2 separate regions of the Homo sapiens genome follow, and region 1 is linked to region 2. A link is a contact called in ENCODE Hi-C or POLR2A ChIA-PET data. All regions are on one chromosome and are shown on one strand. Each heading gives the region's core, a stretch centred on a gene start or an enhancer-like site at or near the end of the contact. The rest is flanking DNA. Distances are from core to core; before and after follow the strand shown. Region 1 has its middle 27 kb from the start of KCNMB1. Region 2 overlaps LCP2 (lymphocyte cytosolic protein 2).

What was found. Hi-C counts contacts between places; a loop is a spot of excess contacts on that map. ChIA-PET counts read pairs that join two places held with the same protein, here RNA polymerase II (POLR2A). Pooled maps may share reads with other maps.
Region 1: a map of testis shows a loop between it and region 2 (2.0-fold over the local background). The contact joins two enhancer-like sites. A Hi-C loop is called at or near these places in 5 of 168 maps with a recorded cell type or tissue (CD14-positive monocyte, endothelial cell of hepatic sinusoid, heart left ventricle and 2 more) and 2 of 50 pooled maps. POLR2A ChIA-PET finds 5 or more read pairs at or near these places in 2 of 52 experiments (K562 and WTC11).

What each region holds. Positions count from the first base shown.
Region 1 is chr5:170,360,477-170,364,344 of GRCh38, forward strand. It overlaps a transcript of KCNIP1 not described here. Among named protein-coding and RNA genes, the nearest start is that of KCNMB1, 27 kb to the right of the region's middle. RefSeq lists an enhancer at 627-1,127. Within about 2 kb of position 1,300, at least 8 of the 41 ENCODE cell types and tissues checked have a DNase peak (open chromatin) inside an H3K27ac peak, as active enhancers do; they include CD14-positive monocyte, heart left ventricle and testis, where a contact is called at or near this core.
Region 2 is chr5:170,266,232-170,269,974 of GRCh38, forward strand. LCP2 (lymphocyte cytosolic protein 2) reads right to left here. Exons shown (of 21, transcript NM_005565.5): 8 at 2,154-2,251; 9 at 778-844; 10 at 577-660. Among named protein-coding and RNA genes, the nearest start is that of LCP2, 30 kb to the right of the region's middle. Within about 2 kb of position 1,845, at least 15 of the 41 ENCODE cell types and tissues checked have a DNase peak (open chromatin) inside an H3K27ac peak, as active enhancers do; they include CD14-positive monocyte, heart left ventricle and testis, where a contact is called at or near this core.

The DNA of each region.
Region 1 (3,868 bases), core at 50-2,549, 94 kb after region 2:
TGGCTCATACAAGCTGCTCAGTAAAAGTCAAGTTCCCCACCCTTCTTTTCTATGATACGACCTTGGATTTGTAGCCAAGAGAAACAAGGCTGAGCCTCTGTGGGTCAAGTCCTCTTCCCAGCTCCTATCCAGATGTGCTGCTATTTCAAAATTATCCCCCCTGCCCCCAGTCACTCTTGATGACAAGTTCTATAATTAAAAATGTGCCAACAATGGAAATGATCCTTTTTATTTAGTTGTTCATGGGAGAATTGGTCATCCATTCTCATGAGAATGGGAGCCCTGTGAAAGCGTTCACCACGTTCACCACGTGGGAATCACCTAGAGTGAGTGCCTCAAGCACCTGCAGCCGAGGAAGGAAGGTTGAATAAATAACGACTAAATGCTTTCCCTGCCGAGCAACATCAGGCCATGTGGCTGGAGTTCCCTTTTTGAGGTCTGGTCTTAGTCAGGCTTGCTCTGGAGCCTACCACTCCCTATCTCCCTTGTCTGAATTCCTGTGCTGGAGTTTGACAGCAGTGACCAGCCAGAACGACCTGGATGAGACAAGGGTCAGTGCAAACAAGACCAAAGGCCTGTTCCTGCCCCCATTCCGCTCTCATGCTCTGCTGGGGGACTGCCCCTGGGTGCAGGCCCACACTGCCTATGCATCACAGCTGGCCAGGTGCTCAGGTGAGGCGGCGGTTCTTCCCCGTTGTCCACCTGCACCCCACCCAGAAGTGCAGGAGGAGGGACCCCACTGAAAGGCAGGCAGCAGGGGAGAGGAGCTTTGGGGGAGAGGATGTGGAAATGAGGAAATTGCATAGGCCTCCCGGGCCAGCTGGAGGAAAGAAAGGCCAGGACTCCTGAAAAAGACTCATGGGAAGTCATTTACTATCACCACTGACCACGCTCTCTGTCACAGGTCTTCAGTCTAGGGGCAGAAGAAAGCCTTCCTTCTCTGTTAGGATGAGGGGAGGAGGACCATGAACACAAAGCTAACCTTGGTCCCCTCTGGCTGAAGCCACTGAGATTCCATTTTGTGTTCTTAGAAGAACACCCGCTTTGGAGCCAGACCTGGGTTTGAGTCCAAATCCTCACAACTGCTTGCTGTCTTAGGCCATCAGGCTGCTTATCAACCTGATGGCCTAAGCTACCATACAAAGACACGGTGGCTTATCAACAACAGAAATGTATTTCTCACAGTTCTGGAAGCTGGAAGTCTGAGATCAGGATGCTAGCACTGTGGACTTCTCGTGGGGACTCTTCCTGGCTTACAGACAGCATCTCCTGCTGTATTCTGACGTGGAGGAAAGAGAGTAAGCTAGCTCTCTGGCCTCTTCTTATAGACACACCCCATTCAAGAGGCTCCGCCTTCATGACCTCATCACCTCCCAAAGGCCCCACCTTCAAATACCATCACCTCAGGAGTGGGATTTCAACATGTGAATTTGGGGGACGGGAGGCACAAATATTCAGCCCATTGCACTAAGTAAATGGCTTTTTTTTCTGGGCTTCAGTCTCTTCATCTCTAAAATGAAGGAGCTGCTGATTTCAAAGGCCTCTTTCAGCTTTGGAATTTAAAGATTAAACAAAATTGCAGCACTGCTGGTGGCACCTGCCATGTGCCCAGCATTGCCTGAGCACTCCATGCCCAATATTTTATTTAGTGCACATGAGAAACCTAGGAGGTGGAGTGCTCTAATTAACCCCACTTACAGATATAAAGAGCGAGCTTCAGACGGGGGACCGGCCTGCTTGGAGTCACACAGCCAGCATGAAGCATAGCCACAACTGGAAGCCTAGGCGGTCTGGCCCCAAGCCCTGGGTTTTACTTCCCTCCCCAGCCCATCCCCAGTACACTCTTTCCATTTCTGAAAATCAGATCCAGGGTAAGAAGCAACGAAGACAAAACAGATTCCTTCCCAGTTTGGCCAAGAGGCAACACACACTCTTGTTTTCGAAATCAAGACTTCAGGACCTCCATTCTGACTGAGGAAGTGCAATTGAGGAGAATGCCCTCTGAGACTCAAGCTCCCCGATCCATCCCCTAAACCGTTACCCATAGGTCACCTTTCACAGTCAAACAACAAAACATATGGGGAGCAGGCCCGACAGCCAAGACTACAGGGAGGGGAGAAAAAAGGAAACACCACCCAGCAAGATTTCCTGTTGTATTTCTAGTCTGGCCAATTTTCATTTATTGCTGGAATGAGGTCAGTTGGAAGCTGAGGCAGAGAATTGGGCAGGAATCAGGTAGGGAGGTGTGATTCTGGGGCTTGTATCTGAGAAGCTGGGGTTAGCCTAATTTTCTTTCTGTAATCTTTTGATTAACTGTGGGCCAGTTTGGATGACATTTTTCAAACCATCTGTGCTTGGCAGGCTGGGCCGAGCCCAGGCTTACTGCTCGGTGTCTGCAAAACTCAGCTTGGAGCCGGCTATCACCCGGAGCCTGGGATGTCTCTAAGCCATGAAGCATATTGGATTGCAGAATGATCCACAACATCCCTGTGCTGATTAACTCTGCCCAGGCCTCACAAGTTCAGAAACAGTGGCTGTCATTTCAAACGCAACAGGAAACATGAGGGGAAGGGCCATCGCCATCCTCTGTTGAGTGCTACCTATTTTCTGGGGGCTTTACAAGGATTCCTATATTCAGTCCAGCCCTGTCTCTGTGAGTTGTTTTTATTCCAAACCAGGGGCTTTGAGAGGCTGAATAACTTGCCAACATCACAGATACAGCACTGTGGTTGAAAAGGTCATGTGCAAACACTAATGTTCCTTTGAACACGCCTGGTCAAACCTGTCAGCACCGTCACTTCTGTCACAGACTGAATTGTGTCCCCTTAAATGTGTATGTCAAAGCCCTAACCCCCAAGGTGGCTGTATTTGATGATAGGGCCTTGATGCAGGAGATTAAGGTTAAATGAGGTCATAAGGTTGGGATCCTAATCCAACATGACTGGTGTCCTTGTAAGAAGGGGAAGAGACCAGGAGTACACACACACAGAGGAAAAGCCATGTGAGGGCAAGATGGCCAACTACAAGCCAGGAAAAGAAACTTCATCAGACACCAACCCTGCCCGAACCTTAATCTTGGACTTTCAGTGTCCAGAACTGTGGGACAATAGATTTTCGTTATTTAACTACCCAGTCTGCGACATTCGATTATGGCAGCCCAAGCAGACTAATACAGCCCCATAGACCATTCTTTGCATAGCATCCTTTCCTATATTTTTAACTGTGACAAACATATATAACATTAAATTTACTATTTTAACCATTTTTAAGTGCACAGTTGTGGCTTTAAGTACATTCACATGTTGTGCAACCATCACCACCAACCATCTCCAGAACATTTTTCTTCTCGCAAAACTGAAACTCTGCACTGCACCCACTAAACCCTTCCCCATTTCTGTCTACCCTCAGGCTCTGGCAGCCACCACTGTACTTTCTGTCTCTATTAACTTGACTGTTCTAGGTTCCTCATATAAGTGAGTCATGAACAGTATTTGTGTCTGGCTTATTTCACTTAGTGTAATATCTTTTTTTTTTTTTTTTTTGAGATAGGGTCTCACTCTGTCATCCAAGCTGGAGTGCAGTGCTGTCATCACAGCGCACTGCAGCTTCTACCTCCTGGGCTCAAGCAATCCTCCCACCTCAGCCTCCAGAGTAGCTGAGACTACAGGCGTGCGCCACCACCACACCCAACTAATTTTTTAAAATTTTTTATAGAGATGAGGTTTCTCCATGTTGCCCAACCTGGTCTCAAACTCCTAGGCTCAAGTGATTGGCCCACCTTGGCCTCCCAAAGTGCTGGGATTCCAGGCTGCCATACCTGGCCCTCACTTAGTGTTATGTCTTTAAGGTTCATTCCTGTAACAGCCTG
Region 2 (3,743 bases), core at 595-3,094:
TATACCCAATGTTTGGTCAATTGCATACCTAAAACAAAAACATCCCTGACATTTGAATAGCACCTTAGGGATTTATAAAGCATTTTCTATGTACAGAACATCCACCTTACAGATTAGGAGACTGAGCTCTGAAAAACTAACATCCCTGTGGTCTGTGAGCTATTAAGTAGCAGGCAAGGCAGCAGACAACAGCTCCCCCAACCCTTTTGTCTCAATTCAGGTCCTCTCTCTGTACCCTAAAGCCTCTTGGCTGAAGGACAATGGGATTTGTATACACAGATCATCCACATCACATAGAGAAGCAGCACAGCCCCCAGAAGCTGCAAGCAGGAGCTTTCTAATGAGGCTGATATGGGCTTTGGTCGCTACTCCCAACACTTGGTAGCTGTGTGATCTTGGGAAGGTACCTCTTTGTGTCTCCGTTTCCTTATCTGTAAAATGAGGATGATTCTACTAGTCTCCACTTCCTAGTATTGTGGCCATAGTTAAATGAGATGGTACATGTGAAACGTATGCAGGAAGCACTTTATAACAGCTTATCATTATTACTATGCATTAAATGTGAATCATACCCACCTAGTGTGAAGGGTTCTCTATCAAACGGAGCTAATGAACGATCTAGGGGAGGTTTCGTGCTTCTGTCTATTGAAGGAGCAGGGACTGGAAGGGGAAAAGGCTGACATCAATTAAAAGAAGAAAGCAGTCGGCTGGGGGTTGGGCGGGGCTAGGGGAGTGCCTGGTGGGAACAGGGCAAGAGAGAGCAGCCCTTGTACTCACGCTTTGCCGTTTTGTGGTTTCTGCTTCTGCTGGGTTCTTCGTGGTTGGTCTGGGGTGGGGGCAGTGGCTGCATAAAGATCCAAACGTTAGGAAGCACTTCCAATACATCAGCAAGAGCCGGCACTCCCAAAACCTGTCTGGATCTGCTCACTTTTCCTCATCTTCATGTTCTGCCTACAAACATCCATGTCCATTTCTTCACTGAACTACCGCAGTAGCCTCCTATCTGAGCTCCCTGTTCTAGACTCTGCCACGCAAGCTCTTTTCTGCAGGCAGCAGAGTGAGCATGTCACTTTCCTGCTAAGCCTCCTATCACATTAGAAACAAAATTGAAACTCGTTAATGTCCTGCGAGGCCCTGCCTGAGCTGGCCCATGTCTGCCCTCTCAACTCTTTCCTGTGATCCCTTCTCAGTACTCATGGGGTCCCTACCATAGAATCTTCTTGCAGTTCCTGGAAAATCTCAAGGTTATGCCCTCTTTGGCATCCCTACACTTGTTTCCTTCTGCCTAGAACGTTCTTCTCCCGGCTCTTCCCACAACTGGCTCATTCTGTCCCAGGTCCTTGTCACCTCCCCCCCCCATACCGTCATGTTACCTGGTCTTCCGTCCCCCGAACCACACATAACTACTCAAATGATCTCTTTCAGACATCTGTCTACCGTCTGATAACTAGCCCTAGTTGAGTTTTATGAAAGCAGGGACCTTATTTATCTTGTTCACACTTTATCCCCAACGCCTAGAACTCTGCTTGGCACATAGTAGCTGCTCAGACAATATTTGCTGATTAAATAAGTGAATCCTGCATCTCAAAAGAAGGTCTTCAAATCTCAAAAGCAATATACATCTGTAGATAAACTTGTGAAGGGAACACATTCCTAACTATCAAGTCCTTAGTCTGAGCTTCTCAGGGTCACTCTGGGAACTTATCAGATTCACAAGGACCGGGCTGTATGCTCGAAGAAGGAGAAAACGGGGTTTGCTACCTCTGTCTCCTCCGGTCTGAAGGCTCCTGTCCTTGGAATTTCAGGTGTCGGCCAGAAGGTGGCGCAAGTCTTTTTGCAGGAGAGAGGAAGGCTCGGTACCCAGGCAACACCAGTAGGTGCCACGGACTTAATTCGGTTCTCTTTGGGTTTATTTTACAGTTTTCACTTCTCTCAAATAGTGGGAAGTAAATAAAAACCACCAGTATTTTACCCCAAAAAAGAAACACGTGTGAATGCTTGGGTTTGCCTTTCCCCAGCCGAGGGAAAAGATTATAATCTTTTCTTACAAAATTAGAATGAGATAAAGATGTTTATAGTTTTATTTTTCTCTCTGGCGGAGGAAATAACTGCAGTGGACACCAAGTACTGTAAAAGAACGGGAGGAGGCCTACCGAGTGATTCCGGCCGGCTGGTGGGGGCGGGAGGGCGGCCATCGGTCTCTGGGGGGGCACAGGAGGCTGCTGGGGGGTTTTCCCAGAGGGGGGCCGGTCTGTGGAAACACAAGGTTATTAAAGTGAAAGGGGAGTATCGGCCAAGCTCAGGGGTCTCCAGGAACAGATATGCAGCTCGGGGCACCGGGGGTGCATGATCCTTGACCCCCAGGCCCACATGAGCCCCAGCCACGGGGAGACCCAGCCTGGATCTCACCCACCCCTCCCTGCCCATTTTTTCTGTCCTAGTTTGTGTCACTCTCCTTATACACAGGCTCAGCTTTCTTTGCATTTCACAGGAATAGGTATTTATCAGAGATTTTGCCAATCAAGAAAGGCCTCTTTGTAACCAGCTCAGCCAGAACTGGAAGGGAGGATTTTCAGACAATTTTGTAAGAAGTAAACATACGCATACCTCTGTATGCAGACACACAGATATACACATGTGCACACATGCATGCACACACATGCATATATATGCACACACCTGCATACACAGAGACACGAGTGCACACAGACACACACACATGCCAAAAATCTCACAGGCACACCCAGCTGCCTGTGCAGGGTGAAGTCAGCTCTCACTGCCATAGGGATCTTGTTCTGTCTGCCCTTCCTTCCCCTCTCCAGTGTCCTGGGCTATCTCCTCCCTGACACTTCCTCATTTTGCTCATCTCTTCCCATAAAGGGAGGAGCTGATCACCAACTTCTGTTACCAGACCACAGACTCTTAAGTGGAAGCTAGATTTGCCTCGAGCAGAAACTCACATTATCTGGGCAGAAACTCACATTATCCACATCTCCACGGAAGTGTCCCTAGGCCAGGTTGACAGGCTGGCAATTTCCTACCCCTTTGACAGGGAAAGGCCAGGACAAGACCATCAAGCAAGAGGGGTGAGTGGGTAGGGCCTCCTTACGCTTTGTGCCCTGGGTGCCTCTCTTGCCCGACTCTAGTCCCAGCCTTGGGGAGGTGCAGCTCTTCCACAGGGAAAAGGGTAGGAGCAAGGCCCAGCCTGATCTAATTCCACCCTGCTCCACCCGCACTGGCCATCTCTCAGCTTCTCTAATAGGCCATGCTCCTTTGAGCCTCAGGGCCTTTGCACAGCCATTTCTACTGCTCCAAATGTTCTTCCCTTACCACATCCATTTCCACTTGGCCAACTTGTATTTATCCTTTAACCTTGGTTTAATATCACAGCTTAAAGATACACCCTCAGGCAAACGCTCCAGCCTCATCTGTGCTTGTCTTCGTGCCTCTGTATCACGGTTTCACCAAGTAACCTCATGGCTCATTTGTTGGAGGGTGCGTCACCTGCCAGACTGTCAGTCCCTTGGCGAGGGCTGTCTTATTCACTCTGTATCTTAATGACTGGCACACACAAGGCACTCAACAACTGACTCATCCATTGCTTTTCCGGACCTCCACTTCCCTGTATATGAAACAGACTTGATCATGGTTGTCCTTATTACACAGATGTTTAAAAACCACCATGAGATATTGAGACAGCATTTTGTGAAAGGGCTTTAAAATGGAAATGGGTTATACCGCAT